Regions from separate parts of the Homo sapiens genome. Here region 1 is linked to region 2. Evidence: read pairs that join two places in POLR2A ChIA-PET (ENCODE). Cell type or tissue: A673. All regions are shown on one strand. Each heading gives the region's core, and the rest is flanking DNA. Links, peaks and the distances in the headings are about the cores only. Region 1 has its middle 9.7 kb from the start of TRG-CCC5-1. Region 2 overlaps SDHB (succinate dehydrogenase complex iron sulfur subunit B).

What was found. Peaks named below come from ENCODE experiments on the same cell type or tissue, not always from the same donor. Only the 100,000 strongest peaks of a DNase experiment are listed, where the experiment ranks them.
Region 1: POLR2A ChIA-PET joins it to region 2 with 5 read pairs; 2 of 35 experiments call an interaction of 5 or more read pairs at or near these places.

What each region holds. Positions count from the first base shown.
Region 1 is chr1:16,716,181-16,719,083 of GRCh38, reverse strand. It overlaps the pseudogene ESPNP. Among named protein-coding and RNA genes, the nearest start is that of TRG-CCC5-1, 9.7 kb to the left of the region's middle. RefSeq lists enhancers at 1-172, 173-726, 1,281-1,834. In A673, for the core only: no CTCF peak of the experiment used is centred there; a DNase peak (open chromatin) is centred at 1,303.
Region 2 is chr1:17,025,627-17,028,515 of GRCh38, reverse strand. It overlaps SDHB (succinate dehydrogenase complex iron sulfur subunit B), which reads left to right. Exons shown (of 8, transcript NM_003000.3): 5 at 651-767. Among named protein-coding and RNA genes, the nearest start is that of ATP13A2, 15 kb to the right of the region's middle. In A673, for the core only: no CTCF peak of the experiment used is centred there; no DNase peak of the experiment used is centred there.

The sequences.
Region 1 (2,903 bases), core at 99-2,598, 310 kb after region 2:
AGCAGCTACGAGGTGAGAGGGTCTGGCCTGTCCCCACCACTGGTCAGTTTCTGGGTGTGCCTGCAGGGCCCCTGGCCACCAGGGAGCAAGCTGGAGGCCAGTTCTGGCCATATGGCCATGTGGCAAGGTAGCCACAGCTGCAGCCTCTTGGGCCCAGGCACACTGGCGTGGATGTAGGGTGGCCCTAGGACCCACCAGGCCGGGCTCCAGTGGTCCCCTCAGCCCAGGACAAGGGAGCTGGGCCTGGTTCCATCCTTGCTAAGAAGGGGCTCCCTGGTTTGGTTAGTGGGAGACCCAACAGGCAGCACCCGGAGGAAGGGGTGCTTCACAACCAGCCCTGCCAGGCCTTCTTGGTGGCTGCTTTGGTATGAATTCACTACTTCCAAACAAACTAGGGTTTGGATCATGTCAAAGTCAGTGGGATTTAGACTAGGAGGGACCCAGGGACCCTTGAGTAGAGGGTTCCAACTGGCTCCTGTCAACACCTCTTGGAGGCTGTCCCAGATTCCTGAGTTAGACTCTCCAGGTTGGGGCCTGGGAGCCACACCTGGGACATGTCCCCACCCTCATGGCGGTGATTCTGATGCACCTGTCCCACCCCCTCACTTCAAGCAGAGGAGAAGGACAGGTCTTGAGAGGGGCAGGTGCCCCTGATGGCGGGACCAATATGGCCCAAGTGTGAACTGGAAGACGCTGAGCCCGCCTTATGCAAGTGCTGGTGGGGACCGCCGGCCCCTAAGCCTTCCTCACTGAGAAGCCACGATCCCTCCGTGGGCTGGATCCCAGGTGTTAGGAAGACTGGCTGTGCTGTGGAACGCCCTCCAGGGCTCCGGGGCTGGGGAACCCTGACCCCCTCCCAGGCCATGCCAGGTGCTGTGTGTGATTGGGCGCTGGTGCCGACCCAGTGGCCAGATGGCCTGGACTGATGAGCTGCCAGCCCCCCAGGAGTCACCATGAATCTCAGGGAGGTGGACAGAGGGCTTGGGCTCCGTTCCCCACAGCAGCATGTGACTCGACTGATAAGAAGGTGTCTTTCTGTGGTTGCCAGGCTGGGCTTATGCAGGAAGAGCAGCTGGGAATTGGGGTTGGGGGCTGGGGTACCCACTTAACCTCCTATCTTGCGGGTAGGGATTCCTGCTCACCGAGGCTGTGGATATGAAGGCTGGGAGCTGGGTAGGGCAGAGGCTTGAGCTGCCCCAGGCCACAGGGCCCAATCAGGGCACCCAGGTGGCCCAGCTTCATGATCTTGCGAGCCTCTGGGGCCTGCTGTGAATTGCTGTGAATTATTCACAAGGCTCAGCTCTCTCGCTGGCGCGTGGGTGAGTGCTGAGGGAGGAAGGGCTCCCGGACCTGCTGGTGGGAAACTCGATCCTGCCCAGGGAGGGGCTGTGGGTGGCCATGAGACATGGAAGTGACACGCTGCAGAGGAGCTGGAAGGCTGGACAGCCTCGGGGAGGCTCAGCTAATTCCAGGGCTACACCTTGGGGTGTTATAATAGAAAGTGCTTGAGATTGCAGGAATGTCCTGCACATCCCCCACACCTCCCTGTCTATCCCGTTCATGGGGCCAAGTCTTCCCAGAAGCAGAGGACTTGTCACAGTGACCTCGGGGCTGCTGCCACGTGGGACCCTCCCTCTGAGCCCTTGTAGAAAAGGGATCTCTCATACAAAATTAGCCGGGTGTGGTGGCGCGTGCCTGTAATCCCAGCCACTCAGGAGGCTGAGGCAGGAGAATCGCTTGAACCCGGCAGACGGAGGTTGCAGTGAGCCAAGATCGCGCCATTGCACTACAACCTGGGCAACAAGAGTGAAACTCCATCTCCAGGTGGGGAAAAAAAAGAAAAAGAAAAAGGACCTCTCAGTTGGGAGGTACGGGGCTGGCAGGAGCTGGGCTGGGCAAGTCCCAGGCTCTGGGTCTCAGGGAGATTGAGTTGGGAGGGTTGGCCCTCCCAGCAGGAGCTCCAGTGGCTGATGGAGGGGAACAAGGGGTCCAGACCCCCATTCAGGGCAGAGTGAGGAGGGGCGAAGAGCAGGTGGCCCCAAGGCCAGTGGCCACCCTCCCAGGAGGGTCCTGGGGCCCAGGAGCTCACTCTGCCCCCCTCACACCTGCTTCTGGCTGTCCCAGGGCCTGAGCAGCTGGACAGGGCTGTGTGGGTCGGGGAGCTGGGGATCAGCTGGGACCCTGAGGCTTGAGCTTCCAGGCTGGGGAGTGAGGAGGCTCCAGTCTCTTCCCCTGGGCTCGTGGGTGCTGCCAGTCACAGCAAGCTGGAAAACCAGTTAGCCCAGAGATGTTATCAACTTCAGCAGGTGCCTCCTTCCCCCAAAGCCTCCCCTACCCCTGACCAGACTAGACTGGAATGGGATTGGAAAGTACCTGGGGCTGGGTATGGTGGCTCACGCCTGTAATCCCAGCACTTTGGGAGGCTGAGGCAGGTGGATCACCTGAGGTCAAGAGTTCAAGACCAGCCTGACCAACATGGTGAAACCCCGTCTCTACCAAAAATACAAAAATTAGCTGGGTGTGTGGCTGGGCTATGCCTGTACAGGTGGCACATGCTTGTAATCCCAGCTACTAGGGAGGCTGAGGCAGGAGAATCGCTTGAACCAGGGAGGCGGAGGTTGCAGTGAGCCCAGATCATGCTATTGCATTCCAGCCTGGGCAACAGAGCAAGACTCTGTCCAAAAAAAAAAAAAAAAAAAAAAGGAACGAATGAAAGAAAGGAAGGAAAGAAAAGAAAGGAAAGAAAAAAAGAACCTGGTGCTGAGTATCTTCTAGGGGTCTGGCACCACCCAGTGTCATCTGAGTCACACAACCACCCCGAGCAGTAGCTATGTAATCAGCCCATTTTACAGATGGACTCATTCAACTAATGTTTATTGAGCATCTTCTATGTGCCAGGCAAT
Region 2 (2,889 bases), core at 1-2,500:
GGATTTGTTTGAGTATTTAAGGCTCCTCTTCTAGTCAGATAGTAAATAGATGGGACTGTTTCCTATATTATGGCAGGAGGAGGACCACAGTGTCACTGAGAGATTAGGAAAATCTCCAGATCTGAGACAGTGTGGCCAGAGTTTAATTAAAGAATTTGAATGGCAGAAGATAAACGCCTAGAAAATCCTCCAGCAGCTCATTTGGTGAGGTTTGTTTGAGAATAATGGGGCACAGAATTTTAGAATTGGAACATTCCCAGAAATGAATAATTTGGCCATAACTACAAAGAAATCATGTGGAAAATGCCAGTTGGGAAAGCAACAGCTGTTTATGAGTCCCACTTTAATTTCTACCTCCCTATATTTGAACACCTTTGCTGACGTGGTGTTTTCAAGGGCAGAAAGGACTGTGGGATTGGCAGGTTTCCCAAGTAGGTGAGGGAGAGGTTTCCTAACCATGCTTAACATTGTGACCATTTTTCCTTTTGTAATCTTTGCATATATTCATGACAAAGGAAAAGAGTCTGGCTTCTGCCTGGCATAGAGTGGACGAGTAGTCAGTGTCCAAGAAATGGGGTAAATAAAGCTGAGGTGATGATGGAATCTGATCCTTTTCTTCTTCTTCTTCTTCTTCTTCCTCTTAACCACAGGATTTGAGCAACTTCTATGCACAGTACAAATCCATTGAGCCTTATTTGAAGAAGAAGGATGAATCTCAGGAAGGCAAGCAGCAGTATCTGCAGTCCATAGAAGAGCGTGAGAAACTGGTCATTAGTCCCTATTTATTGTTTCAATCTGAAGAATTTATTGCAAAGATGATTGCCAGGAGTGTGGCTTGGCAGGGAACATAAGCTGATGCAAGCCATTTAGTGTATTCTGGAGAGGAACTGGCACAAGGGTGGGGCACTCATCCTCTTAGGGCCGGGTGAGTAGTGTGAACCCGTGAATGGCCCAGAGTGGACCAAGGAGCTAGAGCCCTGTGCCCCGCCTGCAGGGGCGGGTGGTTGCTGTGTGGCTACTCCATCTTTTTCAAAAGAAACCAGTATGTAAATTGCCTGGGCTTTAAAAAGTGACCACTAAGTCAGAACTGTTCCCTCACTGGGGGCAAAATGAAACACATATGCTGGCCAGTTGTAACTACCACCGTCCTGCTTTACAAATGGGAGTGAAATGTTAATGGCAAAACAGAGTCATCGATATTCTTTCCTGACACCATACTTCTGGTGATCTGTGGGGTGGGATTATTCCTGGCCTGCTCACTCTCTGGGAGTTGCCATTCCTGTGTACAAGCTGTAAAATCTTAAAGCGGAGGCATCATTATCAAGTTTTCAGTCTTTCTTCTTCTACACTACTTCTACTCCTCTGCGAAGAAGTCTTCTCTGATTTGCATACTCCCTGCATACTTGTGGACGTGAGGTAGGAAGGGGACCAAATGGAGACAGAGCCCCACCTGCAGGTCTGCACAGGGCCAAGGGCAATGGCTGTGTCTTCTTCCTTTCTGGATCCCTAGGCCCTGGCGCATGTTATTTTATCCATAAATATTAGTTATGTAAATACTGTAAAAATATATATAAATTTTTTAAAAGGCCAGATGCAGTGGTGCATTCTGATAGTCCCAGCTACTCAGGAGGCTGAGGTAGGAGGATCACCTGAGCCCAGGAGTTTGAGAGTCTGAGAGTTTGAGGCCAGCCCGGGCAACATAGCCCAGGTTTTGTCTCTAAAACATATACATATATGTGAATATATGAAAAGTATCAGTTGTATGAATGAATAAATTAATTCTACCTTTTGAGACTTGGTAAATATTTAGCATCCTCTCCTGTTGCCCATAAAACGTTAAGAAAGGGGAGTCCGGCCAGGTGCAGTGGCTCATCTGTAATCCCAGCACTTAGGGAGGCCGAGGTGGGCGGATCACTTGAGGTCAGTTGTTCGAGACCAGCCTGGCCAACGTGATAAAACCCCATCTTTACTGAAAATACAAAAATTAGCTGAGTGTGGTGGCTCACACCTATAATCCCAGCTACTCAGGAGGCCAAGGCAGGAGAATCTCTTGAACCCGGGAGGTGGAGGTTTCAGTGAGCCAAGGTTGTGCCACTGTACTTCAGCCTGGGCAACAGAGCAAGACTCCGTCTCAAAGAAAAAAAGAAAAGAGAAAAAGGGGAGTCCTAGTAAGTGTGCCCAGTCTGTCACCATCAAGATAGTGAGGGTCAGCACAGTGGCCTGCAAGTCAGAGTAAGCCTGGGATGAGACTTCAGAGCTGCTCTTCTCAGACTGCAGCTCTGCTCCTCAGTTTCTACCTCCCAGAGTCTTGTGCATCCCAGAGTCCAGGCTGAACCGGGCCCTCTGGCCCAGCGAGTCCTTTGCATTCCTAGGCAAGGCTGGTGCGTAGCTAGTGAACATCTCCCTGATGTGGTATTATTAGGGATTGAAGAGTTCCCCTGAGCATGTTTGGTTTTCTAGATACAAGTTGAGTATTCCTTATCCTAAATGCTTGGGTTTCAGTGTTTGGGGTTTCATATGTTTTCAGATTTTGGAATATTTGCCTTACACTTACTAGTTGAGCACCCCAAATCCGAAATCTGAAATCCATGCTCCAGTGAACATTTCCTTTGAGCAGCATATTGGTGCTCAAAAAGTTTCAGATTTTGGAACATTTTGGATTTCAGATTTTCAGATTTGGGATGCCCAACCTGTAATAGAAATTTACTCATTTACTCATTTACATACCAAACATTTAACATTTTTTGGCTTCCTTAAATTAGTATGCTGAACTTAATAAATAATTGGAAAATGTGGAGAAATTTATGTATGTATTTATTTTTAATTGGGCAGCCCCCAAACCAAAATAGGTTCAGAGAGGCTCCATCATTTTTTAAATAAGCTATAATT